Regions from separate parts of the Homo sapiens genome. Here region 1 is linked to region 2. Evidence: chromatin loops called from intact Hi-C (ENCODE). Cell type or tissue: mammary epithelial cell. All regions are shown on one strand. Each heading gives the region's core, and the rest is flanking DNA. Links, peaks and the distances in the headings are about the cores only.

Region 1 (16,499 bases), core at 5,461-13,460, 85 kb before region 2:
TCTTCAGAACCAGTCTTTCAGATTTTCTATGATGAACTAAATGTGCCAGTACCTGGGATTCCAGGAAAAACTAAAAATTTGTTTTTGCAATTAGCCGAGCAGGTAGCCCAGTCTCTAGATGTCACTTCATGTTATTTTTGTAGAAAAACTGTAATGAGAGATCAATGGCCATAAAAAGCCCAAGAATTAGTGCCTACAGACCCAGTTCCTGATGAATTCCCAGCCCAAAAGAATCACCCTGATCATTTCTAGGTTCTAAAAGTCTTAATTATTGGACAATATTGCATAGCTAGAAAAAGGAAAAAATTCACTCATTCTGTAGGATGACTTAGTTGCCTAGGACAAAAACTGTATAATAGTACCACAAAAACAGTTACACGGTGGAGTTCAAACCACACAGAAAGAGATCCGTTCAGTAAATTTCCAAGGTTGCAGACTGTCTAGGCCTACCCAGAATTCCACCGGGACTGGACTGCCCCCACCAGGTAATACTGGATATGTAGACATAGAGCCCATGCTAAGCTGCCTAATCAGTGGACAGGTAGTTGTGTAATTGGCACCATTAAACCATCTTTCTTCCTACTGCCCATAAAAACAGGAGAACTCCTAGGCTTCCCTGTCTGTGCTTCCCGTGGAAAACGAAGCATAGCCATAGGTAATTAAAAAGATGATAAATGGCCCCCTAAAAAAAATTATACAATACTATAGGCCTGCCACTTAGACACAAGACAGATCATGGGGATACTGGACCCCCATTTACATGCTCAACCAAATCATACGGTTGCAAGCTGTTTTAAAAATCATCACTAATAAAACTGGTCAAGCCTTGACTATTCTGGCCCAGCAAAAAACTCAGATAAGAAATGCTATCTATCAAAATAAATTAGCTCTTGACTACTTGCTAGCAGCTGAAATAATGGTCTATAAGAAATTTAACCTTACTAATTACTGTCTACACATAGATAATCAAAGGCAAGTAGTTAAAAGGCATAGTTAGAAATATGACAAAACTGGCACATATGTCCATACAAGTGTAGCACAGATTCAACCCTAAAGCCATGTTTAGAAGGTAGTTCCCAGCACTAAGAGGATTTAAAACTCTTACAATAGGAGTTACAATAGTAATAGAAACCTACTTACTGCTCCCTTGTTTGCTACCTGTACTTCTTCAAATGATAAAAAGCTTCATCACTACCTTAGTTCACCAAAATGCTTCAGCACAAGTGTACTATAAAAATCACTATCAATCTATTGCACGAAAAGACATAAGTAGCAAAAATAAGAGTGAGAACTCCCACTAATAAAAAGTGAGAGTCTCAAAGGGGGGAAATGAGGGAAGAGAGAGACCCTCTCATACTGTTTTATATTGTTTTATACTCAGTATTTGTTATAAGAGAAAAAACAAGGAAGTGAAATCAAAGACAGGCAGCCCGGCACCAGGCCTAAAATCAGCCCTGGGCCTTCCTGGCCTAAACCTAGTAGTTAAAAATCAACTCATGACTTCGAACCCAATGTTATCCATAGATTCCAGGCATTGTATAAAAGAACATTGTGAAACTCCCTGTTCTGTTTCACTCTGACTACCAGTGCATGAAACCCCGGTCACGTAGCCCCTAGATTGCTCAATCAATCACGACCCTTTCATATGAAATCTTTAGTGTTGTGAGCCCTTAAAAGGAACAGAAATTGTGCACTCGAGGAGCTCAGATTTTAAGGCAGTAGCTTGCCGATGCTCCCAGCTGAATAAAGCCCTTCCTTCTACAACTCGGTGTCTGGGAGGTTTTGTCTGCGGCTCATCCTGCTACACTATCTCTACAAAAAAAATTTAAATTCGCCTGGCATGGTGGTGTGCACCTCTAGTCCCAGGTACTTGAGAGGGTCAGAGGATCGCTTGAGCCCAAGGGTTTGAGGCTGCAGTGACCTCTGATTGTGCCACTGCAATTCAGCTTGAGCAACACAGTGAGACCCTGTCTTAAAAAATAAAAAAAATAAAAAAATAAAAAATCCTGTTAATAGGATGACAAGACAAACCACAGATTGGGAGAAAATATTTGCAAAACACTTATCCAATAAAGGACTTACATCTAAAACAGAATTCTCTAAACAAAAAGTGAGAAAACACAATCCCATTACAAAATGGGCAAATATACGTCTCTTCACAAAAGAGATGGCAAATAAGCACATGAAAAGATGATCAAATCATTAGCCATCAGGCAAATGCAAATTAAAACCACAACAAGTTATCACTATAACCTGGCTAAAGATGCTGAGAATACCAAGTACTGGTGAGAAAGGAGGGCAACTGCATCTCTCATGCATTGTTGGTGGAAAAATAGTACAGTCACTCTGAAAAAGTGATACTTAACAACATGAGCCAGAAATTGTAGTCCCGGGTACAGGACTGAAATACAGCAATGAAAATAAGTGTCCACACAAAAACCTGTACATAAATATTCATGGCAACTTTATTTGGACAGCCAAGAAATAGAAACAACCTAAATACCCTTCAATGGGCCAATATATACACTGTGGTATATCCATAAATGATACACTATTCAGCCAGATTGTTACATAAAACAACTTCTATGAATTTCTAGGGCAGTATGCTGGATACCAGAAGCCTATCTCAAAAAGTTGTATCTGGTATGGATTCATTTATATAACACTCTTGAAATGACAAAATTATAGCAATGGAGAAGTGACCAGTGATCACTAGGGATTCAGAATGGGGGCAGAGTCTGACAATAAAAGGAAGGATCGTACGAGGGAGTTTCTTTGTGGGAATGAAACACTTCTGTGTCTTTATCTTGGTGATATTTATGGAAATCAATACTTGCAGTGGAATTTCATAGTACTATACACACAATAAAAACATGTAAAAATTGGTCAGTGAGTAAATTCTGTAGTTAATAGTTTTGGACTAATGTCAATTTCCTACTTTTGAAAATATACTCTGGTTATGAAAGATACTATCATTTGGGAAAGCTGGATGAAGGGTATACACAAACTATTCTATTGTTGCAACTTCTTGTGTGCCTTAAATTATTTATAAATAAAAAGTAATGTATTTATATATATGTATATATAAAATTTACAAATGGGTAAGTTAATTTAGTCTGTTATTTAATCTGTATTCTCTTTATTTGCCTAGCAAAGCCCAAACCAATCAGAAATTGTTATAGCAAAAAGAATCAGGAGATCACTTAGTTCTGTGGTTCCCAAACCCAGTGACATCAGAATTCCCCTGGGAAACCATCTTGAGGGTATCCATGAGAAATCTGTCAGGTAGTTCTTATGTAGCTACCCCCTGTTTTCTCCATTTGTGGTTATTACTGCTCTCATCTTAGAAGTTGGAAGCCCAAATAAGGCAGCTGTTAAGTATTTTATAAATAAATTTGCCCAAGTAATTGGCACAGCTCAAGTCAAAACAATAGTCTATTCTCCAAATGGAATTGTTCCTGTCAGAAACACCCCATCGCAAAACGATAAACACTGCCTTACAGGTAGCTACTTAGTAAACTCAGGCACAAATTTATCCGGGTATTTAGTAAGAGTTTTTGTTTTCTGTTTTGCGAAGGGGAGTAAATTTTCTGTGTGTTTGTATGAAAATATTGAAACACTCCAGTTACTGATGTTCTGAAAAAAAATTTTGAAGGTCTAAACACACAACACCTCAGATAAATGTGGGCCTTTTCATGTTATTTTTTGATAGCACTGAGAGACACAGTTCTAATATGACAGCTATAAAAATTCGAATGTGTATCTGTATGTGTATTGGATTCCTGTATTTCATTCCAGGAAAATGTCTAGTTGTAGGATTGGTCATAATGGTCACGCTGTGGATAATATTCCTGGAATCTGTTGGAAGGTTGTCAAAGTAGCTAGCGTTTTTCTTTATTGGCTTTGCATAAAGCCAAGAAAAGAGACTACGATAATAAATTACCATATTACAATAAAATGTTCACTAACAGTAACTTATGTAATCTTTATTTTAACCTATAAAATCTATGTCAGTGGATTATTTAAGCATTAACTCACATTCTCATGCTACTGTAGTTGGGGGACTGTCTTTGCTGGTTATACTGAGCAGTCTTCGTTTCTAACACAAATCTTGTCCTTATTGTTTGGTAAAGTGATATTATGTTTGTTAGTACCGGAGGAAGAGAAGTGGATTTTTATAGCTTATTGTCACACTAATGTCACCACAGAAGGTGTAGAGCAAACCATTAAAACATTTAACAATTAAATGTTTTAAAGCATAAATTGTCTCATAGAAGAAAATAGTTTTTTAGAGTGACACATTTGAAGGGAACCATGAGTGACAAATAACTAATATTTTCAAATATGCACATGCCCAGTCGCCACCTCATTCAGATGGTCACTTAAGCCTCTAATATATGATGTGTATCTTCAAAAACAAGGGAGCCACTCACACACAGCTCTCAGATGTGTGCGATGAGCACCATCACAAATTCCTTCCTTAATGCACTCTGCTTTCCAGCTGACCTGAAGCTTGCAAACAGCAATTCTGATGGTAAGGAGGGTAAGGAGGAAATCAAAGTCCCCAGGTCACTAGTCAGATCTAGCCACAGAAGTACCAGCTCCTTTTACTCTGCTTATTTGTGGTAATAAGTTATTGTTGGCATGAATTCTGTTCTCTAATCTAGTCACAGTGTGGGAGAAATTTTTAAATCTAGCCTTCTAAAACTTTTTTTTTGAGACGGAGTCTCACTGTGTCACCCAGGCTGGAGTGCAGTGGCGCGATCTCAGCTCACTGAAAGCTCCACCTCCTGGGTTCACACCATTCTCCTGCCTCAGCCTCCCCAGTAGCTGGGACTACAGGCGCCCGCCACCACACTCGGCTAATTTTTTGTATTTTTAGTAGAGATGGGGTTTCACTGTGTTGGCCAGGCTGGTCTCGATCTCCTGACCTCATGATCCACCTGCCTTGGCCTCCCAAAGTGCTGGGATTACAGGTGTGAGCCACCGTGCCTGGCCTAAAACTCTTTTATTATAGTTAATTAGAAATAGAAATCCGGGCACAGTGGCTCACGCTTGTAATCCCAGCACTTTCGGAGGCTGAGGCGGGCGGATCACCTGAGGTCAGGAGTTTGAGACCAGCCTGGCCAACATGGCAAAACCCTGTCTCTACTAAAAATACAAAAAATTAGCTGGGCGTGGTGGCGCACACCTGTAGTCCCAGCTACCTGGGAGGCTCAGGTGGGAGAATCACTTGAACCCAGGAGGCAGAGGGTGTGGTCAGCCGAGATCGCACCACTGCACTCCAGCCTGGGTAACAGAGTGAGACTCCCTCTCCAAAAAAAAAAAAAAAAAAAAGAAAGAAAGAAAAAGAAAAAAATAAATAGAACAAGGGGCTACATTGCTTGGCTGTGCTAAAAGTGTAGGACATACAGAGCAAACCCAAATTTCAAAGTGTATATGCTAACAGATGTATTATAATGCTTACTTACCTCTTTCAGCAACCAGCTAATGTTTAAATCTGTACAATAATGGGCAAAGTAAGACATGCTTTAAATAATTTTTCATTTCAATCACAGCTGAGAACAGTAGAGAGAACTGTTACTTTTTAAAACGTGTCTTGTTCATTTCTTGCTTTGGAAACTGGTATTAAATAGATTTTGTCATATCTTTTTTCTCCAATAGCTTTATGAATTTATCCAGCTTATAATAAGATTCTTTTTTCTATACAGTTTGACAACTTTAGGTACTCTGTTCGTGTGTGTTTGCAGGTAGTATGACAACTTTTCCCCCACAAGTTCCTAATAGGTTCCAAGTATTTCTCCAGGATCTTAATTATAGTATACAATAGTTGATTTTGTTTGTTCTGTATTTTACACATTTTCTTATATGTTTATAATTAAATACTTTTCTCCTTATCAACATACTCATCTTCCTCCTGCGTGTGTGTGTGTGTGTGTGTGTGTGTGTGTAATGAAAGAAAGCCATTGTGAGTGGAATTTATTTGCCAGGATTCCCATAGATGGATAGGGTTTGGCCCATAGGTGGATTTTAGAGGGACTAGGAACGCCTGAAACTATATGCAGAATTTTCCAATTATGTGTGTATATTTGTGTATATGAGTTCCTAACACAAGAAGCCAGCTACTATTTCAACCTGTACAACAATGAGGATTTAGTCACATATTACATAATTTTCCATTTTAATCACAGTTGAGAACAACTGAGAGAAGTGGACTGTGGTTTGACATGGTTTATGAGTGTTCCCAATGTTGTCCAGTTCTGTAGATGATCCAGTCTGCAGAACCTGCAAAATGCACATTTTACATTCTGCTTTTATTTCATGGCTGCCCTAATTATGGTCATTTTAGGGAAAAGTTCCCATGCTATTTGTAAAAATTAGAAAGAGGGCACAAAGCCTCACCCTCAGGCATAAAAGCAGAGGACAAAAACCCAAAGATGTTTTTAACATCTAAGAATGGAAGGAATAAATCAAATAAAAATGTTCAGTATGCACCTGTAAAAACAAATGACATAAAGTCTGTTACTGCTTAAAAGTATTTGAGCACAGTAAGAAAAAAAGGGTTAAGTGAAACAAATATGGCAAAATCTTGGTAATTGTTGATTCCAATTTATAGGTATGTGAAGGTTAATTGTACTATTTTTGCATATATTTGAAATTTTCCATAATATTTTTTTAAAATTACATACATATTCCAATTGTTTAACTGCATATTCTCTGGTTAAACTGAACCAGAACATGGACAATCTGCTCTTATAGGAGCACAATGGACATGTAGGGGCAATGAAGTCACAAGAAGAAGGTGAGAAAATGAAATTTAACATGCTAAGAAAAATATAACATATTAAGAAGAAATGAAGCTGAGGATCCACGAAATCTTAGCAAGACAAGAGAAAAATGTTTAATTCAGTGATTAAAGCAAAGTAAAATAATTTTCAAAGATTTAAGAAAATGATAAAACACAGACTGCTGCTGGGAATGTAAATTGCTATATCCTTACTGGGGAACAATTTAGTGACATGATCCTATATCCTTTGATCCATTAATTCCATTAACAGCGTAACCTAAAGAAACAAAATGTGAGCACAGGTTTCTGCCTACATTTCTCATTGCATTACATTTTTTTTTTTTTTTTTTTTTCTGAGACAGAGTCTTGCTCTGTCCTCCAAGCTGGAGTGCAGTGGCACGATCTCGGCTCACTGCAACCTCCGCCTCCCAGGTTCAAGCAATTCTCCTGCCTCAGCCTCCCGAGTAGCTGGGACTACAGGCACACGCCACCATGCCCGTCTAATTTTTTTTGTATTTTTAGTAGAGACAGGGTTTTGCCATGTTGGCCAGGCTGTTCTCGAACTCCTGACCTCAGGTGATCTGCCCACCTCGGCCTCCCAAAGTGCTGGGATTACAGGAGAGCCACTGCGCCTGGCTCATTGCATTACATTCTGAAAGCTCTTTGAGGGTAGGGGCTTTGTCTGCCCTACTGACCACTATATTCCTAGAACAGTTCCTGACACGAAAAAGTGCTGAAATGAATGTATGTTAAATAAACAGTGAGGAATTAGAAAAGACCAAAACTCAAACAATAGGATAATTATTTGGTACATTTTGGAATAGAAGAAATCCTAGCTAGTCATTTAAAATAGTATTTTCAAAGAACATTAAATGACATGAGAAAATGTTCCAGATATATTGTTAAGTGGAAAAAAGCAGGATGTAAAACCATATACAGGATGCTCCTAATTAAATATGTTTAAACTAGCACAAGGAAATACATAAAAAATTTAAAAGCAGTTATTCTAGATGATATACACTTCAGTGATTTTTAAATATTCTCCTTCAAATTCTTCTGTGTTTCCCAAATTATCTATGAGGACTCAAATCTTTTTTTAAAAAGGAATTTCTAGTTTTACATTCTATGGATAGATTAAGTCTAGCATTACAAAAAGAGCCAAAGTCTTCTTTGATTACTTCCAAACCAAGTTCCCACTCTATACCTGCAAAGAGTGATCAAAGAAGTCTTGGATCACCTTTTTTACAAGTTTGGTGTCCTTCCTTCTAGATCACTTTTTATATTTTTCATACACTTGCAGTATATGTACCTATAGAAAATACATGGTATTAGTGCATTTTAAAATATAAACAGTATCAAGCTGCATGCATAGTGACTTCTTAGTCTATTTTGTGCTGCTATAATGGAACACTACAGACTGGGTAATTTAAAATGAACAGAACTTTATTGGCTCACAGCTCTAGAGGCTGGGAAGTCCAAGATCGAGGGGTTGCATCTGGTGAGGCCTTTTTTACTGCTTCATAACATGGTAGAAGGCATCACATGGGTGAGAGAGAGTAAGCAAGAGGGTGCCAAACCCATCCTTTTGAAAGGAACCACTCCTGCAACAATGGCATTATTTCATTCAGAAAGGCAGAGTCCTCATGGCCTAATCATCTCTTAAATGTCCCACCTCTTAATAACTGTTAGAACAGTGATTAGCTTTCCAACACATACATGCTTTTTGGGGGGACACTTTCAAACACAGCTCATAGTTAACATCTACTATTTGTTTTCTGTTTTAACTCAGTAATGTTTCTTGAGATGTGCCCATTTTGATACATGGAGATTGAATTCATTCCCCTTAACTGCTACATAGTACAACATTTTACTTAGCCATTTCCCTATGGATAAGCAGGAAAGGGCCTGGGGACTGTTTCTTTGAAGCTACTGAAGGACAGCACGAGGAGACTACATCTCACTCTGCTGCTGGTCGGGAGAAAGAAATCTGCTCACAGGATAGGGTGGGTGGCACTTCTTGAAAGAAGAAAGCAAGTTCAATCCCTGATACCTGCAGAACAGAGACCAAGGAAGACGGTCCAGGCCTGGACAGGGACTCCCAGTATAGAATGTAAGCCATAACCAAGTCATAACAAGTGTCTTCTCATTCTCTTCACATCAAGTTCTGGTTCTCAAAATGTCTCTGACACTGATTTCTTTCTCTTTACTCTGTCACCTTCCTAACTTAGAAATTCATCACTTCACCACTACATTAGCTTCTTGGCCTCTATCCAGTTTCTCTTCCTTCTAATCCATCCAATTTACCACTTCCAAATGAGTCCTCCAACAACTACACATAGTCAACTTTCTCTGTTAAAACCTTGAAAGGTGCCCTGTTGGGTCCTACTCATGGTTCCCTTTTTGGCCTTCCATGGCCCCTAACTTAAAAGCTTAGCTTTCTAGCCTCTTATCAAATTCTCTGTCCTTCAAGTCCCACATCTTCTGTGATTCTTCTCCAGGGCTTCGTGATCACCCACATATTCAAACATTCAACAAAGATTTAGTGAGTGCTACCAAACACCAGGCACCATGCGAAAGCCTGAGGTTCTGGCATGTACCTGTAAATAACAATGCACCAAAGGCTGTAGCTATACTGAACTATGATTTCCTTTTAATTTATCAGGGCATGCTTTGTTAAATTTCTGCCTCATGGTTATAACCAACAGTGACTTCTGGGTATTTGAAAAGCTTCAAAGTAATCCAAGAAAGCATTACACAGCTATAGGTTTTATTTATTATTATATAGAGTTGATTTGAATGTAGGAATACATGTGAGTTTTCAGTTTATTTTTAATAATTTACAAAATGAGACCTGGTGGTCACTAAAATCACTTTCAGCTCCAATGGTCTAGAATGCAAGATACTTGCAACAGAACCACTAGATGTCACTACTAACAATACAAAAGTTAAAGCAAGGGCTTGAGATCACAGGATTACTGTAAAGAACTACCAGATTTAGGAATAAAAATGTGAAAATGCTTCCATAGAGAAGCCCTGTAAAAATCCAGAGGAGTAGCTTCAAACACCTTTGTGCACATGAAGTGCCGCAGAAACAATAATTGTTAAGTACTTCCTATACCCTTCTATTAATAGAATAGCCTTCAGCAACTTACTGGTCAGCAGCATAAGGAGAATCAAGTCTTAGAATAGGAAGGAAGCTTATTTGTCCATCAGTTTTCAGATTTCTATTTTCTGGCACTAGAAATACAGTCTATGTTACAACCCAGTGCACACGTGCATGTGTGCGTGTGTGGACACACACACACACAGATTTCATATATATATAAAATATATGTGTGTGTATATATATAAAATATGTGTGTGTATATATATATATATAAATATATATATAAAACATATAGTTGAAACCAAAGTTTCACAAAACAATAATGCCCTTACTATGTGTAGTGCACTTTGATATTTTCTTTTTTATGTATTCTATTTCATTAAAAAAAAAAAAAAACTGGCTGGGCATAGCGGCTCACACCTGTGTAATCCCAGTACTTTGGGAGGCTGAGATAGGAGGATCTCTTGAGCCTAGGGGTTCAAGTACAGTCTGGGCAACATAGTGAGACCTCATCTCTACAAAAAATAAGCAAAATTAACCAGGCGTGGTGGCATGCGCCTGTAGTCCTAGCTACTCAGGAGACTGCAATGAGAGGATCCCTTGAGCCCAGGAGGTCAGGCTGGAGTGAGTCAAGATCAAGCCATTGCACTCCAGCCTAGGCAACAGAGTAAGACCTTATTTCAAAAAAAAAAAAAAAAAAAGCTTGTTACAAAACAATAAATTGATTTTACTCAATCAAATACACTTTCTTATGTTAATATATCAGAAAACAGAGGCCCAGAGAGGTGCAGTGACTTGCCCCAGGTAACTCAGTAGTCAGAATTCAAGGCTTTTCAGGACACTGGCAGGTTTTGTTTTGGAAGACCCTAGGTAAAAACTGAAGTGTCTTTGGCACAATCTCAGCCCCTGCTGTGCTCCTCAACCTTCTAAATCCTGTGGCTAAGACACTGCAGTAAAAACAAAACAAAACGAAACCTGACAAAGTGTATGGATGATTAGTTATATGCAGCAGCCATTTAAAAATACAGGTTCTTTCTTAAACGCAAATGTGATCACTTTAACTTTTCTATTTGAATCCCAGCAGTGGCTGTGGTTTTCGGGCCAAATACAAATTCTCAGTGTGACAGTAAAGACTCTTCCCGAGCTGGCCCCAGTCCTGCTCTAGCCAGCTTGATTCTTCACCACTTCCCTACAAGCACCTTCAAGATTCTTCCTTCACTCTTGACCTGGCTAAGTCATAAGGTTTTCGAGACTCCACTCACATTCCTCTTCTGCAAAGCCTTCCTTGGCATGTGCTTGCCCACAGCATGCAGCCTACTGTTCCTGAAGCTTCCTCTTGTGTGTCCTCTCCACTGGACTATGGCATTCTTATGTCTCCCCATTTGCTATCTGTGGCACCTGGCCTAGGATTCAGTATGTAAGAGGAAATCTGCTTAAGTGAATATTTTCATATTCTCATTCTTAAATTTTAACCCTAAAAAAACCTCACTGGAATATCTCTGGATTATGTAAGAGCTGATTTTGACATTGCAGAGCTCTATTTCCTAATATTTTGGGAGTATGAATAAAAACCACTATACCTATCATAGGAGAAATACATGCAAAAACCCAGTTCTGGCCTTTTTTCTCTTGATTTTAATAAGCCTTTGTTGGGGGGAAGGGGAATTTTGTTTTTTTAACCTCTAGCTCGTAGGCTAGTACCTGCTGAGCAACACAGCCTCTGCTCCCCTCACTGCTCCCTCCACTGGTCCCTCAAAGAGTTTTCCCACCTCTCAAATTCCCAACCCAAGAGCCTTTCTACTTAGGTGGCACACACAGACATTCTTCTGTGTATGCTGCAACACAGCAAATCAAGGACAGTGGCCAACACCTGAAATGACTTAATTAATACTTATCAAGTTGGGGAGAAATTAGAGCGGAAGAGAGGCAGCTAAAAGCTCATAGTGACTAAGGATGGTGAGTAATGAAGGGAGCACTGATTGGGGTCTGTGGTGGTCAGAGGTGGCTTTGTGACAGTGAATCACCAACACCAGGGTGGGAATTGGGTAGACCTGTGGGGAAGGAAGCACTTCCAGGTGGGCACCAGCATAAGCAACAGTCAGCTAAGGGTGTGAAGGAAAAGACTCCCCAGATCAGAGAGCGCTTGGCACTGGGGAGGGCTCAGACATACAATGAGGTGGAGAGGAGTAGGGATGCTAGTGTCGCTGAAGGAGCAGGTCATTATCCACTGTCACCCCTCACTCCATGTCTCACTGCCTTGGTTAAAGCACATTCAGTTTTATGTATCATTTTGATCTTCTCTATGCCCTTGTCAGGTAAGCAGCATAGATACTGTGGGCTTTATTTTTCAGAAATAGTTTAAGAAGGAAATAAGAAAATTGGCCCAAGTCACACAGCTAGCAGTTAACCAGCCTCACAGTTTAGATCTCTGGACTTCTATTTCACAGACCTAAAAATTCACGGTTGTCGCAAAAGACACATAGCTGAATTTCCCTATTTTACAAATAAAGAAACTGAGGACCACAGAGGTGAAGAAATTTTTCCAAGGTCACACAGAAGCAGAATTTAGGAGGTGAGCTGGAAGCGACTTTACCCAGCCTTATTTCTGATAGATGTTGTACATTATTTGAGGAAGCAGGGAGAAAAAATCCTCATATTGCCGAGAAAGAACAGTTACTTCAACAAAACCAAATATCTTCTAATGTTTAATAACTGTCAGGATAACATTCTGTTAGCATAACTGCATTTATAAAAATGGAAATTGTTATCAACCAAAAATTAGAAGTTTTTTAAGTGAAAAAAATTCTAGAAAGAAATCAAGCTGCTTGAGGAGATGGATCTATCTGGGAAGAAAGGCCTCCCCAGTCTACAGGAGCTCCTTGGAACTTTTTTCTGCCACTGATGAATTTTTAGGTCTTTGTTGATCAGAGAAAAAGTTGTATTTTTAACTTTTTTTAAAAAAAACTAAACATTGGCTCCAAACTGATAGACTCTCATCTCAGAATCTGTTAGCAAAGGATAACTAATGTTTGCAGACAAGAACACCATTCAGATGACACATTATTATAATTTATTTTACACTAGAAATGACATGGCTTGAGAAATGACTTGCTGAGAAATCTGTGTTTACATTAGGGAGATTGGGGGGAAAATCCCTCACAGAAGTTGAAAACATGCTAAGTGGTAAATACCAAAATGCCCAGCAAGCATTTAAGCCGGCTCTCATCCTAGCATGAATATGGGCAGCTCAGCATTTTAAAATTTACTTTTAGCTTTTCTAGCAGTTTGAATTAACCCTTTCTCTACTTCCACTTTCTCTGTGAGAGTTCAGCTCTTAATCTGCAGACGTGGACTGAGGGTGCTGTCACGGTGCTCGGTGATCCACTGGTGAATGATGTCCTCACCTGAAGCAGTTTCCTACAAGTGGGCTGCCTTGTGTACATGTCTCCTAAGCTTCCTTACTATCCATGTAAGGCCTAGACAAACATTAGGAAGCAAGTTCAGCTTGTATGGATTGGAAAAGGCCTGTCAGTAGAGCAAAACAATACAAATCAATGTCACAATAAAGGTATATCCAGACCAGAGGTTCTCCAGAGCAGAATCACCCCCAGAGAGACTGTGTCAGGTGGCCCCAGCATCTGTAGCTGTAAACGATCCTCAGGTGATTTTAAGTATATCCCTCATTCAAAGACACACTAATCTAGACTCTCTAAAAAGCCAATGACATTTTAATCTTCGTTTCAGCTCCTAGCAAATGAAAGCAAAAAACAAAACAAGCAACCAAAAAAAAAATTGTTCCAGGTTAGGTTTATCTTAATACTTAACTGGCTATGAAACTTATTTACAGCCTTAGTGAATACCAATTATATACAAGAAAGGTGAGCATTTAATGAATATTCGTATAATACTTTACAATATCTTATCATGCATTAATGATCTCATGTGGTTCTCACAGCAACCCTATGAGGTAGCTTGTTAGTTTCAAATTAAAGATGAGGAAAATAAGTCTCAGGGACATGAAGACTCGCTCAAGAGCCCTCAAAGAGTACAGCAGAGCAGCTGTGGGGTTGAGAAGCAGAGGGGTAAAATGACCATTGTTTTATTACTATAGGTCAAAAAGAAATTTTAATGTTTAAATATCTCCTATAGCTTTTTAGAAAACTTCTAATTACTATGCCACACTTTGCTGGTAAAACATATTATCTCACAGTAAAATATTGTGTTTTTTCTTTGTTTTACAACTATCTACACAAACACCCACACATACACACACACACACACACACACTCACACTCACTCTCTCTCTCTCTTTTGGAGTAAAACAGAAATAATCTATTGTTCCTGAGTTTGATTGTGGGAAAATCACTTAAGATAGGTCATGTTTATAACACCAGTTTCAGGGACAGGTAAATCCAGTAATTTAATTTTTATATATCTTACATTAAAATGAACACACAAATACATTTCTCCCTCAATCTCCATGTCAGACAAATGGAAGTGAAGTACTTGGCCTAGAAAAGAATAACCTGCAAGTGCCCTAATAATGTTGGTATTCCTAGTATTAATAAGTTAGATTTGTTTTTTTGCTATTTATAGTGATGTGTCTTTTTTTTTTTTTTTTTTTCCCCGAGACAGTGTCTGGCTCTGTCACCCAGGCTGGACTGCAGTGGCACAGTCTCAGCTCACTGCAACCTCTGCCTCCTGGGTTAAAGCCAACCTCCCACCTCAGCCTCCTGGGGAGCTGGGACTACAGGAACACACCACCATAAACAGGCAAATTTTTGTATTTTTTTGTACCGACAGGGTTTCACCATGTTGCCCAGGCTGGTCTCGAACTCCCAGGATCAAGTGATGCTCCCACCTTGGCCTCCCAAAGTGCTTGGATTACAGGTGTGAGCCACCATGCCTGGCCATGATGTATCCCTTTGAAGTGTTTCTTCTAAACATTCAGCCTATCAAACACCAGTTGCTGTAGACATTTGTGTCCAAGGGAAAAATAATCCATGTCACATCTTGGTGAGATGAAATATTCCATGGTATCAGTCCTATTAAAGCCAGGGCTGGCCAGGTAAACTCTTGGCATTCTTCGTGCCGCAATTCCTAAACTCAATAGAAGAATCTGAAGAACATAAAACAAAAGCCAAGAGAATAAAAGAAAAATAACTGAGCAGTAAAGACTTATTTAAGAATATCAGTACTAAAATAAAACTATCCATTCCTGTCACTGAGTGCATGCTACTTACAGCAAAGTAAAATATTTCCTGAATTGGTGGCCCCCAACCTTTTTGGCACCAGGCACCAGTTTCAGGGAAAACCATTTTCACAGACCGAATGGGAGATGGTTTCAGGATGAAACTGTTCCACCTCAGATCATCAGGCATTGGTTAGAATCTCATAAGGAGCGCGCAACCTAGGTCCCTCAGATGCGCAGTTCACAATAGGGTTCACATTCCTATGCAGATCCAATGCTGCAGCTGATCTGATAGGAGGAAGAGCTCAGGTGGTAATGCTCGCTTGCTTGCCCACCCAGCTGCCGCTCACCTCCTGCTGTGAGGCCTGGTTCCGGTCCATGGCCTGGGATTTGGGGATCCCTGTCCTAAATAACTTGGTAGGGGACTGATTGGAAAACTAAAAATTAAGTCAGGGTTTGCCCACTAAAGATGAAAGCAAATTTTGCATTTGGTGGGATGAGTCTAAATGCAATGGAGACATTGATCTTTGTAACGGCAAAACATTAAATCCAGGCTTTTCTTTTACCTTGTTAAGGGACATTTCGTTCATCCTGAGACGTTGCTTTGGCATAACTCAGAGGTAGATTCAGCCCAACAACTGGCCCTACAATGCTCAGCCATGATGTGATATAGTTGACATTCCTAGGAAACAAGTGAAATACAGGCCATGCTAACGTTTCCATTGTAGTTTTTGGATGAATGGTAGAACATCAGTTGGTCACCAACAATAACAAAAGTGAGGCTTTCTTCAAAGATTTGTACCTACCACCTGGAATCTCAGCATTTCTGAATGCCAGCCCCATTGCTTGACAAGAATTTAAGGTCCAGAGAGCCTGTAAGGATCCCTCATTAGGGTAGTTGAAGAATGAGGTAAGGTACTGGCTCCTGACTTCCCTTGATGATTCAAATTTTACCCTTACAGTTTACAGCACTTACTAAGGTAGCAGAGTGCAGTGATTAAGAGCATGGTTCTGAGGCCAAAATGCTTAGATTCAAATCCCACCACTTAACTAGCTGTGTGACCTTGTTTGAGTGGCTTAACTCCTCTGTTCTGTAACTTCCTCCTCTGTAAATTGGGCAAAATAATAGTACTTAGCACATAGGAATGCTGCAAAAATCCAATGTCTTACTGTATCTAAAACTCTTAGAACAGCATCTAGCATATCCTAAAAATCATTGTGTTAGCCATTATTATTATTAATATTTCTTTTTTAGCCTAGCATTTAGAGTCACATAAAAAGATTTACACTTTTAAAATCAGAGTAGAAGCCAATGTATCTTGATGGTGTTTCTTACTTATTGATTTTCTGAGAATTCTTTAATACAGGAGTCATGAATTCATTCGTCTTGCAGGGATGAAGTACAAAAAAGGGTT
Region 2 (16,499 bases), core at 7,349-15,348:
AGTCAGTTATCGGATGTTGTGTAAAAGAGATGCCTAAAGACTCCAGGGAGACTGAGTTCAGAAGAAAGCCAATCACTGGAACTTCACTTGAGCACTTAAGATTATTACTAGAGGAAGCACAATTAAATCATCAGTTTATCAGCCATCATTATAAATCACCAGGCAACATATCAAGCTTCATTATTTAAGAATCCTTAACCAGTGACTTCCTGCATCACTGAGAGTCAAAAGCAATCTATTCACCAAAAGGTACCTAAGGAGTATGTTTTTTTTGTTGTGTTTTTATTTTTTTTTTACCCTGAGAAATTTATCATGGAAACATAATGAAACCCACTAAAATTAATTGTCATGTTTTTGCATGTTTTAGGCATTCCGAAGTCTTCAAAAGGAACTCAGTGGTATTTGGGATATGCAAAATGTGTGCTGCACAGGCTTCTCCTATTCCACTCTGTACAAACATTTAAACTTACTCTTATATAGTATTAAATACTTGCATGGTAGGACGAAATGAGGAAAATAATCAACGAGTTTCTTCCCACTTTTATCCCTCCAACCCCATTCATTCACTTGTACTTTCCTTTCCCAGACATATGGAATCAGAAAATAAAGAACCTCCAAAGTTTTGGTTTCCAAATTTAAGCACATAGTTCAAGTGTTAGAAAGAATATATTTAAAAGGAGATAAGATACAGATTGAGTTTCATATACAACTCTCTCTCCTCAGAGCTGGGAAGGAAAGCAGGGGCTTAGAGAGAGGCAATTTTGAAAAGCCATTTCCCAAGAGGGGCATGTGTATGTGTACGTGCTCATGTGTGTGCATATACATGCGTACAAAATAACACAACACAATAGAATCTCTTGTGGTTTGGAAATTTGAGAATAGAGAGGATATGGTTCTAGTACACAGTAGGTTTCATGAAGAAAAGTCCCTTCCATCATCATCATTATATTTAGGCAGCTGTAAAACAGGAGGGGCAGCCAGACTTTTCTGAGCATAGAAGGACTGCAGACAGCCACCTGATGTTTCTGCAGCCCTGTTGCGGTAGCAGAAAAGAGTGAGGTGTAGTAGGGCTGACTTATTCATTAGACAGAGTAGGCATGGTGCCTGGGGTCTACAATACCTTTAGGAATCCATGAAAATATTTTAATTGCTTTTTAAAAAATAAAATAATAAACTTGTAGGTCAAAGAAAGTATTTTAATATATAGTATGAATACAGTCATCTCTCTAATAATGCAGCTATAAAATATAATTTTAATACCTTTTTATGGAGAAAGGAGTCCGTTAAGGTAAATGTATCTAAGGCCCACAAAAGTCAGGATGTGGTCCTAGAAAGCAAAGGTTTGATGAGAGAGACAGCGAGGGTGACAGAGATGAGGAGAAAGAGGCAGCACAGACCTGAAACAGAGCCCCTGGGGTAGATATTATCGGTTAGGGTCCAGAAGTTTAGTATAAATTCCAGGGTGGGAAGGGGGGATCCTAAATTTGGCATAGCTTAATCTTCAATGGCTGAGAAAATCACTGAAATAACTATGTTTACCTGGAAAAAATAATAATGATTATGATTACAATAATTACATAATATATTTACTACATATTATGTGCTAGGCAATGTACAACGTATTTTACATATATTGATTCATTTAGTCTTCCCATTCGCTCTGTGTAGATGCTACTGTAACCTCTAATGGAAAATCAAACTAAGACACAGAATCTTTGTAATTTAACCAAGATCATGCAGCTAGTAAGTGGTGGCATACAAAGTCAAATCCACTCTCTCTGGCTCCAACACCTAGATAAAGGCACTACCATTTCCCAAAGGAACCAGTTCTCCTTGGCTGACTCCAACAAGTCTGGGCAGGAATTGCACAACATGCATGTGCAACCACTTGTCATACCACTAAACAAGGAAGCCATCAAAGCCACATGGGTTGTATCAAAATGACTCAGGAGCCAATGTCTTTGGCCAGACTTCCACTGGCTAAAGATGAGGTAAACTGAACATCAATAAAGATAACCACTACTATGAACGGACACATACAAAACATTTATGAGTCCATAAAGACATATTTTTTAAGGTTCTTGGTTACCTTTGGAGGATACTAGAGAACCAACTCATTATCTTGAAAGCTAGCTCACAAAGGGAAAGAATCAAGCATTTATCCTGCCCTTCCTAATCAAAGCATACCTCAGGTAAGTAAGATGGAGAGAGAAACTTTGTCATTATAGAAGTAGTCCAACTAATAAATAATGAATGATAGAATTAGAACATCACCATCTTGCAATCACTAATGAATTAATGGGTCTAGGCAATAATCATCAATGGCTGCTAACATCACAAAAAAGAGGGATAACCAGACATAATGTCCCCCCGACGGCATACCCAGAAGCAACCATGAAGTATTCTTGCCAAAAAATCGAGCCTGAATTTGATCAAGCCTCAAGATCTAACTACCAGTTTATAAAAAAACACAGGGAGGAACATAGTAAACACCACAGAAATACAATTAGAAAAAAAAAATCAAGACTGCAAAACACTACAGAACAAACAACCTGTTTCTTCAACAAAAAATTACCAGGAAAAAAAAAGAGATGGAGGAATGAGAATCTGTAAGATTCCAAAAGTCTTAAGATATGTTAACTATTTTAATGTGTAAACCTTATTTTGGATCCTGATATAAACAAACTATAAAAAAAGAACTTGGGAAATTTAAACATTAATTGCTTATTTAATGATATTAAGAAATTATTAATAATTTTATCTGTGATAATAGAATTGTGGTTATGTTTTTTTTGAGTCCTTACCTTTTTTAATTAACTATTTTGAGATAGTTGTAGATTCATGTTTAGTTGTAAGAAATTATACAAAGAGGTCAGGTGCAGTGATTCATGCCTGTAATCCCATCACTTTGAAAGGCCAAGGCAGGAGGATCACTTGAGGCCAGAAGTTCAAGAGCAGCCTGGGGAACATAGTAAGACCCCCATCTCTACTTTAAACATAAAAATTTAAAAAAATGACACAAAAGGATATCTCATATCCTTTATCCAGTTTCCCCCAATGGTAACATCTTGCAAGACTATAGTACAATATCACAAACAAGATACTGACGCTGATTCAGTGAAGATCCAGAACATTTCCACTGCCATAAGGTTCCCTCACGTTGCCTTTAATAGCCACAGCCATTTCCCTCCCATTCACACTCCCTATCACCTGGCAACCACAGATCTGTTCTTCAGTCCATGATTTTGTCATTTCAAAAATGTTATAGAAATGGAATCAAACACTCTGCAACTTCTGGGATTGCCTTTTTGCACTCAGCATAATTCTTTGAAGATTCATCCGGGTTGCTGAGTATATCAATAATTGGTCCCTTTTTATTGCTAAGTAGTATTCCATGGTAATGGTATGCTACTCTCTGTTTAACCATCTACCCACTGAAGACACCTGGGTTTTTTTCCATTTTGAGCTATTATAAATAAAACTGATACGAACATTCATGTAGAACTCTTATCTTTTAAAAATATTTACTTAAATATGTAGGGATGAAATAAAATGATGCTAGGAATTGCTTCAAAAAAGTTCCTAACTGTATGAGATATGGAAAAAACCAAACTCTTCATCAGCTAATAAGCACATTACACAATTATCTCTACTTTTGTATGTGTTTAAAATTTTCCATAATATAAAGTTCAAAAAAAGAATCCACTAAGAAAAAATTACTTATCTGACCACTATACACCCTGCACATAAACACACATATCTTAAAGTGAAATTGAAGGTACCCATTTTTATTTTGTGACTTTAGGCCATGCCAAGATCACAGGAATCCCTTTCTTAAAACATAGAGCCAACACCTTCCAGTGATCATTATTGTAACACTCACTATAACAATTAAGGCAGATCCAACCTAAGTACCTGTTAACTTTCTTTCAGAAGTTTTTTTATTAGGCTACAGGGTTGATATAATAGGTAGTCTGTAATGTTGGGCAAAAGCAGGTAAGTAATCACCATAATCAAATGTATGAAATTTATGAGTGGCTTATCTTCAAAAGAGGGGGTTTACATCTGACATGAATAGGTCCTTATCATCAAGACAAATGCTGAAAGAACAGAAGTGTGATTACTAAAGATGAAGAGCAACAAACTATATGAGCACAATCAGGCCTGAAAATGAAGTGAAATGCATTTTATATTATGCAAAGGCTGCATTTGTTTTTAAGCCACTCTGGAGGACAGCATATTATTATCATGTTCAGTCCGCAAGCTAATGATTCTTTAGTATAATTCTGCAAAACGGTGTCTACTATTCAACACCACCAATATTCTATCAGCCCATTCTTCCCTAGTGCTGTATCATCTTCTCCCCCTCCATCTCACTGAGGACACCTTGTTTTCTTTTGTATGTGGTACTAAAAAATGAAGACCCATTCTCCCAAAGATCTCAAGCAAAGAAGAGGATATAAATACCAACCCATTAACCAATCTGGGATTAAAAGCCAAGATCTCCAAAGGAAATATTCATGATGATTTTCAAATGCCAAGTAGTGCAATGGCTGCAAATGAGTTTCCCCTACTTGGTCTGTAATGCCTCGACACGCACTGTGATGAGCAATTTTAAAGCTTAAATAAACATTGTTATTAGAAGTAGGATATCTGTTCACAGATCAAATCCCAATAAGATCAATTCCAAAGGACCACCTAAGTTTTATAGTTGTGTTGTAGTGTGGTTATATCAAATATCCCTCCTATTAAGTGAGCCCCAGCCTTAGTGTTAGAAATAGTAATGCTTGTTGTGATAGGATTTGATCTGTAATACCGTACTACGATAGGGAGGAAAAAGATGGTACACTAATAGGCTGTGTGACAGTGAAATAACTATAAAATGAAAGACATTCGTCAATTCTATTAAAAATAATCTATATACAGATTGGTTCAGTGGTGAGTTTAACAATGTAAGAGTTCTATCAATAAAAAGAAATCTATGTCAACATTGTATCAAAATCTTGTTCTTATGTCATGGGTCAGAACAAAGACACGTGGAATTAAAATATAAAATATCACAGACCACTAGAAATTGTGCTATATACAGGCCTGCATTAAGGAGATTAATTATCTGCTAGAGGCAGAAAAGGAAAATGGTAAGAACTGGATTCAAGAGTATAATGGAATTGAGAAAGAGTTGATAAATGGGTGTAAAGTTAAATACACATATATTTTTGAATATATTTTTCCTCTATCTTTTGCCATCTTTCTTGACTCTTACAACCAAACATTTTCTGGGTCTTGTGGATAAGGACTCTACAATACAAATTTTTGTACAGTTTGTGGCCACTGACAAGACACTAGAAGCTGGAACTCTTAGCACTCATCTTGACATACTTAAAGGTTAATCCAAAATAGTTTGTATAAAATAAAATGTTCTTGCCAAATCTTTAGGGTTGGTTTTCTCATATTTCACATTATCCTTCTTCACAGCACCACCAATGCCTGGTCTACAGATTTGGATTTCAGAGGGGCAATTTTTGTGAGTTGAAGTGGTTTCAGAGAAGGGAATGTATGAGAGGACAGGTAGTAACAGGTAATGCATACAGAAAAATGAGGGAAGGCATTAGATCTAGAAAAGATCACAAGAACAAACTGCACAAGAGGAGTATAGAGAGATGAATAACCATATTTGGCAAGAGCTGTATAGAGCAGAGGAGTAGAAGATAAACCTAGAAGAGCAGGTTGGAACCAGGGAGTGGCAACCTCTGATGCCCAGGCAAAGCATTTAGACCACATCCCATAGGCCCTCGGAGAACTATTGCAGGTTTGAGCACAGGTAAGTAAGCACAGCAGTGGTTAAAAAGATATGACTACAGGTAAGGGGCAGAGAGGAAAGGAGCAGAAAACCACAGGTAAGAGGCTTTACTAATTGTTCCACGTGAGGTCAGAGGGCTTGATCTAGGAGGGTGACAGTGGGAAGAGAAAAGATTAATTTGAGGGGCAGTGTGAAAGATACAAATACCTAAAGCTAGTTTTGTCCTCAATTAAAACCTAGAAAATGGTCATTGTTAAAGAACCACTTACAAGATGCTAAGGATTCTTATGTTGATTGGGAGGTAAACTGTCATTATGATCAAACACATAAGAGGGCATAAAAATTCTAATAACTGATAAACTCATTTTTAAAGGAAGCTTTCATTAGCTGAACAGAAGCTTGGAAAAAATAATATTTTTGATATAAGTAAAAATTATTTTTAAGGAGATGATGATTGGTTGCAAGGTGATGAGTAGTTTTAAATTTCCAAAATAACTACTGATTTTAGCAAGGCAGTAATGACTTACATGATTGACAGATCTATTTCCTTTACTTTTGCAAATCTACTTTTTATATCTACTTTTGCAGATCTATTTTCTCTACTTTTGCAAATCACTATTGCAACCATATTATTAATCAAAAGCTCTTCTTTTTTGCAAATGTATTTATGAGTAAAACTGTAAAACAGTATAGATTACATAAGCCAAATCATCTATTTCTTAATATATAAGCCAACTTAGTTTCTATTTTCATTTGCTTAATACATTTTTATTGAGCACATACTACATGATAAGTACTGTTTTGGTGCTGCATGTACAATGAAGAATAAAAGAGACATGGTCTGCCTATATGAGAGCTCACAGTACAGACAGTCCCAGACTTAGGATGGTCCAGCTTAACAATTTTTAGACTTTATCATGGTGCAAAAGTGATACATCTTCAAGAGAAACCATATTTTGATACCTATACAACCATTCTGTTTTTCACTTTCAGTCAAGTATTCAATAAATTGCATGAAGCTATTCAATATTTTATTATAAAATAGGCTTTGTGTTAGATGATTTTGTCCAACTGTAGGCTAATGTAAGTGTCCCGAGCACATTTAAGGTAGGTTAGGCTAAGCTTTCATGTTTAGTAGATTAGGTGTATGAAATGCATTTTCTACTTCAGATATTTTCAACTTACGATGGGTTTATCAGGATGTATTCCCATTGTAAGTCAAGGAGTATCTGTATAGTGGAGAAGACAGACATCAATTTTTTTAAATCATCCTAATATGTAATTTAAAATTGGAATAAGCATTCTAAAGGATAATTATAGGGCACTCTGAGAGCTTATAATAGGGTGGCTAAACCAAGACTGGGTCTGGGAAGGTTTTTTTTTAAGGAAACTGTCTTTGAGGTGAAATATGTAAAGATATAGACAAGTGAAATAGGGAAAAGAGTTGGAGAGGGAACTAGCAGAAAAGATGAGCAGCGGGAAAGAATACAATAACATGCATACAATAAAATGACAATACTCTCCAACCTGTTGCGTAATAGTGTCCCATGGTCCCTGTAGCAGTCGCATCTTATAGCACTCATGAACTCCTTCCCATATGTCCTTCAGAGTTAAAGGTCTCCCATCTGTGAAAGTGCATGGTAAAGACTGAGTTAGTAATTCATGTGACACAATGGTGCTTGGTGTCAATCTAAAACTCCTGGAAGAATATCATGACTTTTAGAAAGATCTTCAGTGCACATGCTATTTATATATCAAGAGAGTGCTATATGAATTACTATTTTCTTCCTGAGGGAAATTTAAACATTCAAGCTTCTCAGCTTTGTATCCATCTAGCATTTAAATTGTCTGCTCATTCATTGCCTCTAGGAATTTTACAAAATAAATAAAATCCAAATGTGTTTTAGAGAGAACTGACAGATGCAAGCACAGGCAAAGGAACCAACAGACTCCCATATTCATAAAGGTGCACCATGAATACTCTGAATCCTTCATACTTACTCTAGTCCTTAAAACAAAGAAGCCATACCCATGCATCTTTCACATTCTCATGGAGTATCTATAATGTCCAAATCACTCCATCAGGTACCATGGAGAATAGAGAGAAGAAAAACACGCAATTTCTCCTAACAAGGAGCCTAACATCTACTGAGGAAACTATGACAAGTATATTACAGTAGAGTGGTCTCTGCCTGAAGAAGACTGAAGCTCACTGATGGTCCAAGGAAGAGAGATATTAACACTTGGTGTCTATGGCAGGTGGAGAAAGGGACTCTTGGGGTGGGGAAGGACAAGAGAACGGGGTTGGCATGAAGAGGGCAGTAAAAGCTTTATTGAACAATAATGCTCTTTTTCTTTAAGTTGTTTCAATTATCCCTCTGTATCCACCCAAACAATGTATTTTACAAAGACCACTATGGCACTTACATTATACACAAGGTAAGTAAAGTGGAAAAATAGGTATCTAAGTTCTGAAAAGAAAGCAGAAAGAAGAAGTCACCTAAAGATTTCAAACCATACACTACTGGAAAGAAGGTGTCTTAATGCTAGAATCCAATATAACTTGATCCATTCAGAGCTATAAGGCCCTCAAGACTTATGGGCGTGCTCTTTTGGGCTAATGGATGATATCACTTAAAGATATTTCACATAGCAATATACTGAATATTTAGACCAAAGAAGTATTTGGTCATCAAGGGCAACAAAGCATAAGGAAAATAATCTACTCAAGAGCTCCAAAAATCACTGTATTAAGACTTTCAAGTATAAGTAGAAATGTATGATGTTGGGGGAAAAAGCACTAGATTTGGAATCTGGACTAAGTTTTAAATCCTGGTGTTGGCACTTACTCTCCATGTGAGTGCAAATTATTTTGCTTTTAACTTTACCTGCAAAATGAGAATAATGATCCTTTCTGGGTATTGTTCTTTTGAGGCTTACATTAGTGAATGCACCCAGGACTGTGTTAGGCACACAATAAGAGCTCAATAAATATCAGGAATCTCCTCCCAGCCCTCACACAATTATTCCAGTAATTCTCAAACCTAAAAGATTCATTTCTAGACTGTTATTTCTTAGAATTTTCCCATGTTGCTATACCGTGCATATCATCTTTGATATAGTACCATACTAATATTATAAGCAGGGCATTTCTCATGTTTGACCTAAAAAGTTGAACTTTTCCTCAACCTTTATTTTCAATAAATAGCAATAGAATATTTTGATACATTTTCAATAAGTATCTTCATCTTGGCATTTATCTAGCGGCAGGAGACCATTATCTTGTGATAAATAGTTTTATTCCATTGACATTTCCATGTCTGTAAAATGAACAAGATTTATTCATCCAATTAACATTTGAATGTCATGTTTAGCTACAAGTTAAAAACAAGCTGCCTTCAGTATCTGTGTTATATTGTTTTCTGAACACATTTACAGAGTAGGGCCAAACTCTGCTCTTAAGCACTATGCATCTTTGAAATATGCAAATGCCATGCATGCATATGTGTATGTGTGTGCGTGTGTCTGTGTGCGCATGCGTGTGTGTGTGTATTGGTGTGGGAAGAGGCAAATAAGATCTTAAGAACTTTAGTGTCAAATAGTAAACTAATCAAATTACAGAACGACATGCTTTTAAAATAATTTTTACACGTCAAAGTTAGAAGTAAACAAATACCTGTAGTAGGATAATAAAATGTTAGAGCTAGTATAACCACTAATTTTATAAATAGGGCAGCCAAGGTCTTACGAAATATGTATCTGCCAAAAGTATGCAGCCGGTTCATGACTGAACTGAAGTCTGAATCCAGATCTCAGGACTCACCAATGCTCTTCCTGCTGGTCCACGCTGCCTCTGAGGGCAGAGGCACTGCAAATGCTTTACAAATATTTACTGAGCAAATGATAAATGATGAAAAAATGCCTTCCTTAACTTTATTTCTATTACCATAAAGCTTTTCAGACCTAGAGAAGAATGCTGGGTTTCATATCTGGTAATCAGTAATGATTTTAATTTTATTCCTTAAAGTATTTCAGGCAACAATGTAAGTATGGAGTAAATGGTTTGGATAGAAGTTAATTTTAGAAGTAGATGTTTTATATAATTGGGCACCTACTATATGCCAGGCATCTGTTCCAAGCCTTTGTGATACATCAGTGAGCAAAACAATCATCCTTGTTTTCATGGAGGTTACATTATGCCTTGGGGTGTGTGTGTGTGTGTGTGTGCGTGTGTGTGTGTGAAAATAAACAATAAACACAATAAACAAGTAAACTGTATATTATCTTAGGAGGTGATACATACTATGGTGAAAACGAAAAGTAAAGCAGGCTAAGAAGTGCCAGCCAGAGGTGGGTTTGCAATTTTAGACTTTAGTGAGAAAGTAACTTGTGTGCAAACACTGGGAGGCACAGCGTTCCAGGGAGAGGTGCCAACCAGTGGAAAGACCACCAGGGCTGGGTAGGGGATCACTAGCACTACATGCATATCACTAACATTCGTCACTTAAAGCCAATGACTAAAAAAAAACACACATAACTTTATCAAGATATAATTCACGTACATACAATTCACCCATGTGAAGTGTACAATTCAGTTATATTCGTAGAGTTGTGCAATCATCACCTCAATCAATTTTAGAACATTTTCATCACCTTAAACAACAACAACAGCTGGGCACAGTGGCTCACGCCTGTAATCTCAGCACTTTGGGAGACCCAGGTGGGAGGATTATTTGAAGCCAGGAGTTTGAGACCAGCCTGGGCAACAAAGTGAGACTCCATCTTTACAAAAATGTGGCTATATAGGGAAGGGCAGAGACAAGAGGCCAGGAAAGTATTTACCTCAGTGGAGTCCTTTAGCTGCAATCCCAATGAGGCCTGGCAAAGCTTTATTTCTTTTTCTTCAGAATAAGCACTATTTTCTTCTCACCCCAACTTTCTAAACCAACTTGCTTGCTTTTGATTGTTGTAACCAGAGCTTTGTTTGAAAAGTAGACTCTTCAAATGAGGAAACCAATGGAAAAATTGGTAATATAACAGTGCAAGTCTGTTATACATCCACAATGATGCAACTGGTTGAGATGGCTTAGACAGTCGTGACCTCCATGAATACCCTCTCCAAACCATGGTCTCCAACTTCCAAAATCTAACCCCCTTAAAAAAACTGAGGAAGGTCAACAAGCAATTATAATACCATTGTTAAAATATCTGCTTCTTCTAGGCCCATAACGGCTATCTCAAGGGCCACTGCAGTCTCTTTAGCACCTATTGAAGTTCTGTGTTTGGCACCCCCTGCTGGTGGCATGCTAGGCCTGGTGGGACTACATGTTTTTAAAACAAGCATATCAGGTCTTAAATATTCAAAAGACCACTGTTCCTCAAAACAGTCACCTAGGGAGGTTACCTGATTATTCAGCAAATTCAACCAATATTTATTCCAACAATGCTGTAATTCTGTCAATGGAACTGCCTTTGAACTTTTGAACTGCCTTCAGAGCCAGACAAGTAACTAATTACTTACTAGTCCCAAATAGGTTTAAATCAAAGGAAAAAAAATTATACTTATTTTATTCCATATATTTGCTTCCAAATGATTTTGTTGTCGCCAAACAAATTCACCTTTAATAAGTAACCATCTTCCAACTTCTAGCCACAAGGACTGGAAGAAGTTTCAAAACCAGCAGTTCCCAAAATATGTTGAGTAATCAGAGTATGGTTGGCAAAAGTATATAATTTTGCTTTTCCTCTGTGTCTCTGCAAATCTCTCCAGTTTCTGCTGACCACTTACACTGTAAAAGGTCTGGGTAAATATAGCTTTGTCTCTATGACAACAATGACTTAATGAGGTATGATGTGGTTTCTGTTCCCTAAGCCTTCGTCACTGGTTTGCCTAGTCACAGTTCACACCTTCATCATCAAAGACACACAAAAGTTAGTTTTTGAGATCTTTCATACAAAAACAAAAGATCTAACTTAATCAGCAATATCTTCAAAATCGTGGCATACATTATTAATATCTAAAATGCATTCAAATATGATCGTGACTAATTATTTCAAAAGCAAAATGGATACTTGAGAAATCCCACTGAAACAAACTGGGATATTTATATATGTATAAAGAACTGCATCATATAAACAAAGTAGAAACCTGAAGAATGTTGTACATATCCACTTATTTATGAAAACTGAAGACTCAAAACTTAAAACACGGACATAAATACTTGGTTAAGTACATAAAACACATTATTATGTGCCTGCATGTTCAATTCAAAGTATCTTCAATGAGAAACTTTAAACCATGTTAAGAGAGTCTATTTTTTTACATCTGGCCTCAGTCAGAGGAGACATAAGCATACTCAATCAACAACTCCTTCGTTTCAGATCCAAGATACTCAATCGCACCAATTTTAACATGCTTAGAAATTTCATTAGTCACATTGAGGCTGTGTAGCTCAGTAAAATCTCTTGAATACTTGAAAAAGAAGTAGAAGCCAAAATAATTTCAGTAGTAACCTACATAGTGAGCATGGTAAATTGAGGTCATTTATATAACAAGTGTTTATTGAGTGCCTACTATGTGCCTGTATCACTTGGAATGATAATACACATTTAAGCTAATGGAATGTTCTGTCAGTAATCTAAAGTGTCAATGACAAAAGAAGAAGAGACATTAGGTGAAAAATAGAATAATTAAAAAGTACAATCTTTAGCAACTGCCAGTAGCATTTAATTTGACATTTTCATATAAAATCTCTCAATTGAATAATAACCCACATGTCAAGTAATCTATATATTACTCAAAATGTGCAGCTTTCTAAATTAAATTTCTCAGGGCTATTAGTTTTCATGAGCCAATAACAGCATGAGATATTTCACCAGCACTATCTAACTCTAGTGCAAGCACGCTGGAGTCACCTTTATCCTTATTGTGCACGGTTTCACTAACATTTTTTAACTCCTAAAATGAAGACTAGAGAGAGTACAAATAATTCAGAGTAAGTTTAAGAATAATGTTCTGAATGTGGCCATTAGAAATAAAAAGGAAAGAGTAGATTTTTCACAACAAAAAATGTCATTATTCAATATATTGTCTTCAACATAGCTTTGAAAGATATAAAAATTCATGTCATACTCCACAGTAAGGCAGAGATGAAGCTCCACCAAAGGGGAAAATTCATTTTTGCTTCAGTGAGAAAATTATATTGTGATATGAAATGAGTGCAATTGTTCACGTACATTCATTTCAGCTACTATACTGGCTAATTCTGTAACTTTTATTTATTCCTATAAGCATTTTAGGACTTTGTATCTTTATTGGGCTCAAGAAATCTAAATGAAATTCCAAAAATATGAACTATGGCAACTTTCTTTTGCTTGCATATAACATCAATTAATTAATTTAACCTATATGGTTCTTAAATTTCAGTTATTTGAATGAAAGTGTCATGTAGTGAAAAATGGGCTATAGAGTTTAAGTCCCAACTCTACAGTTTTCTATGTACCCTTGAATAAATAATTTAACCCCTCTGAGCAGTTTTTGTCTTCACATGAGGGTAATAATAGTTACTACCTTCTAATTTTATTGTGAAGATCTAGATATATAATTTGGCTAGCATGATTGAAAGGCACTAAGTGTCAAGCACCATTTCCAATATAAGCTCAGGATCCTCGAAACTCTGAAATCAGTATTATTGCTAACTCAATTTTTTTTTCAGATGATGAAAGAAAAGAAATGGCAAAGTTCAATAACTTGCCCAAGGTCATAAGGTTAGTAAGCAGCAGAGCTAGGAATCAGAACTAAAGTTTTCTGACTCTAGACCATGCGCTTTTCACCACTACATTATATGTGTTTCTGTGCACAGGAGTTCTTTGTAAAGTGTAAAGTTATACATGCATATTAGTTGTATTGTTCTTGTTGCTACTATTACTAGTGGTCCCCATCAACACTGCCTAACCTATGAGTATCTGGAATTTTCCCTTTCATGATTTTCTTCCCAAGCCTGGCTCACCCTTTCCCCTATCACTCATGGACAAATCCCATGTCCAGCCAAGGCCTCTCTTGATCACCACAGCTCAAGGTAGTCATAGCTCTCCAAGCCCTGGTGCCTTTTACCTCTCTTATGGTCCTTAACATATTCTACTTGTTATAGTGAATTTCAGACCTATCTTGTGTTTCCCTCACTAGACTGTAAGCTCCTTGATGGTATTATCCATCTCTGATTTCCTTTATTTATCTCAGCATTTCAGAAACATATCCATGCCTTATGTATAAATATTTTCAAATGAATGAACAGATGAAAGTTCAACATTATTTCTAGAGTAATTAGCACATTCTAAGAATAATGGCTGAATGATCATAATAAAATTAATTGATTAAATGTTTTACATTTATATTTTTAAAAACCCTCATACTCACATAAATCCATAGCATTAAGCAGATGCAGCTATAGCAGATATGTGATTTCTCAGTATCCAAACACACTTCCAATTTGGGAGATAAATTCCAAAATAAGTAGGAGGCAGAGCCCCATTTCTACCACCAAAGCTAAAGGGAGGCAGATATTCCCTTGCCTTGTCATTCTACCACCTTCAGTTGACTCTACGATCTACCCTTCAATAAGCCTTTTCCTGCTTATCAAATTATTTGCAACCAGGGGTACACATCTAATATAGCACAAATAGATGGTTTAAAAGTCTTGCTTAATAAATATTTTCAAAATTATCAGCTTAAAATGTTATATATTTGTCTAGCAGTCTTGAATAGAAAAAATAGATGTTAACATGGTTTTTAATTACATGAGAAAGTTTATGTGTGTTACAATCTATTTTTATGAACATATGCCCAATAGCACATAAAGGAGCAATTATGAATCATCTTAAACTGTCCACACACAGTGTTAAGAAACATGGAATAACGCAAGTGATGTTATACCCTTCCATTTAAATTAAGTGAATCACTTAACCTAGTAAAGGACATATAAGACCATTTTGATGAACCTCTGAATCAGAAAATGGTCCCAAGGGAAGCAACATTGGGTCCACAAGATACCTGAGACATCAGCCCTGTGATACCACTATTGATCCAGAAATCTGAGAACCATACTACCAGCTGGATATCTACAGCCTAAGGTCTGCTGGTTCTAAAGCAGAAGACACTCTGTTTTCTTTTTTTTTTCCCTGAGACAGAGTCTCGCTCTGTCACTGCAGTGGCGTGATCTCGGCTCACTGCAAGCTCCGCCTCCAGGGTTCAAGCGATTTTCCACCCCACCCTCCCAAGTAGCTGGGAGTACAGGCGCTTGCTACCATGCCTAGCTATTTTTTTTTGTATTTTAGTAGAGATGGGGTTTCACCATGTTGGCCAGGCTGGTCTCGAACTCTTGACCTCAGGTGATCTGCCAGCCTCGGCCTCCCAAAGTGCTGGGATTACAGGTGTGAGCCACCGCGCCCTGCCAACACTCTATTTTCAATCCTATCCAAAGTATTCTGAGGTTTTGATCCCAAACTCTTGAGATTAATACTCAGTAATTTGTATTCCTGGCTTTCCTCAAACATTATCCCCACATCATGGACCTATTACTACTATATTACTCTATACCAGCACTTTGAATACCCTTACTTCCACCATCCAACCTGGTCTCCTTCTCATGGAATGCAGTCTCTGCCTTCTCAAAACAGCACCTAACATATAGACTCGAATACTGCTTTGATGACTTTGAAGGAGCAGAAAAACAATACATGAGTTACAAGTTAGGCAGTGATTTGTTTCAGCATATTTTAAAAAGAGGCTAATGAGATTTGTGTTGTGCACACAGTAGGCACTCATGTATATTTTAATAGGTATTTCAAACAGGGCTCATTGTGCCAATAGTAAGCAAAGAGATGTTTTTTCCATATGGCACAAACATTCACCTAAGAAAGCTAAAATACAGTCGCTTACAGGTTAATAAAATTAATGTACTTACCTTGTTATTTTCTCTCCCAAGCCTCTGGGTCCAACTAAAATCTCTTGCCTTTTGTATATGTGGCTAAGCAATATTCTGCTTAGAATAAACCTTTTGGCTAACTAGCTATCTCTGTAGTTTTACTTCCCATTTCTTTAGCACCTTTCCTTTAGTACATTTTCAAAACAGGGCTTGATTTTTCAATGAGATTCTATTGCTATCATATGTTCTAACCCAGCATGTGACTTCTATCCTAATTCCCCAAAATATTTCAAACATTTACATGGCTCAACAAATAATTCTCACTAGATTTCCTCTGTTATTTGGACTTTTCAGTTTGAATATATTTGTATTAGTTAGATAACTTTTCATTATTCTTAAAAATAACTTTCACTGTTTGCTCTTCAAATTCATTTCAATCCCTAGAATCTCTTTTTAATTCACCAAAATTCATGTTATGGTTCATTATCATGACCTTGGCTAGATTTACTGTCTACATAAACATATGTGTAACATAAATATAAATACACAAACTTTCTTAAAGATTCTTTACAATTAAGACTCTAAATTAAATTATCTGTCAAATAATTTTCTATTTTCTGCTCACTGTAGTAATTAACTAGAGTCGTTTTTGCCCCAGTCTTAAAATACTTCTCTAATCCACTATTTTTCTTCCTATTCAACAAGCTGCCTTAACCATAACTCTTACCGTACTTGCAATAATACATCTTTCCCCGAAAATATGTTCTTTCCAACTC

What was found. Peaks named below come from ENCODE experiments on the same cell type or tissue, not always from the same donor. Only the 100,000 strongest peaks of a DNase experiment are listed, where the experiment ranks them.
Region 1: it touches region 2 in a loop (11-fold over the local background); 3 of 110 quality-filtered maps call a loop at or near these places.

Annotation. Positions count from the first base shown.
Region 1 is chr5:82,252,581-82,269,079 of GRCh38, reverse strand. ATG10 (autophagy related 10) reads right to left here. Exons shown (of 8, transcript NM_031482.5): 6 at 16,421-16,499; 7 at 15,651-15,766; 8 at 12,947-15,012. The coding sequence ends at 15,655. Among named protein-coding and RNA genes, the nearest start is that of RPS23, 18 kb to the left of the region's middle. In mammary epithelial cell, for the core only: a CTCF peak has its summit at 9,723 (motif pointing right); no DNase peak of the experiment used is centred there.
Region 2 is chr5:82,169,416-82,185,914 of GRCh38, reverse strand. It overlaps ATG10 (autophagy related 10), which reads right to left. Exons shown (of 8, transcript NM_031482.5): 5 at 7,328-7,425. Among named protein-coding and RNA genes, the nearest start is that of RPS23, 100 kb to the left of the region's middle. In mammary epithelial cell, for the core only: a CTCF peak has its summit at 11,093 (motif pointing left); no DNase peak of the experiment used is centred there; H3K27ac peaks cover 245 bases.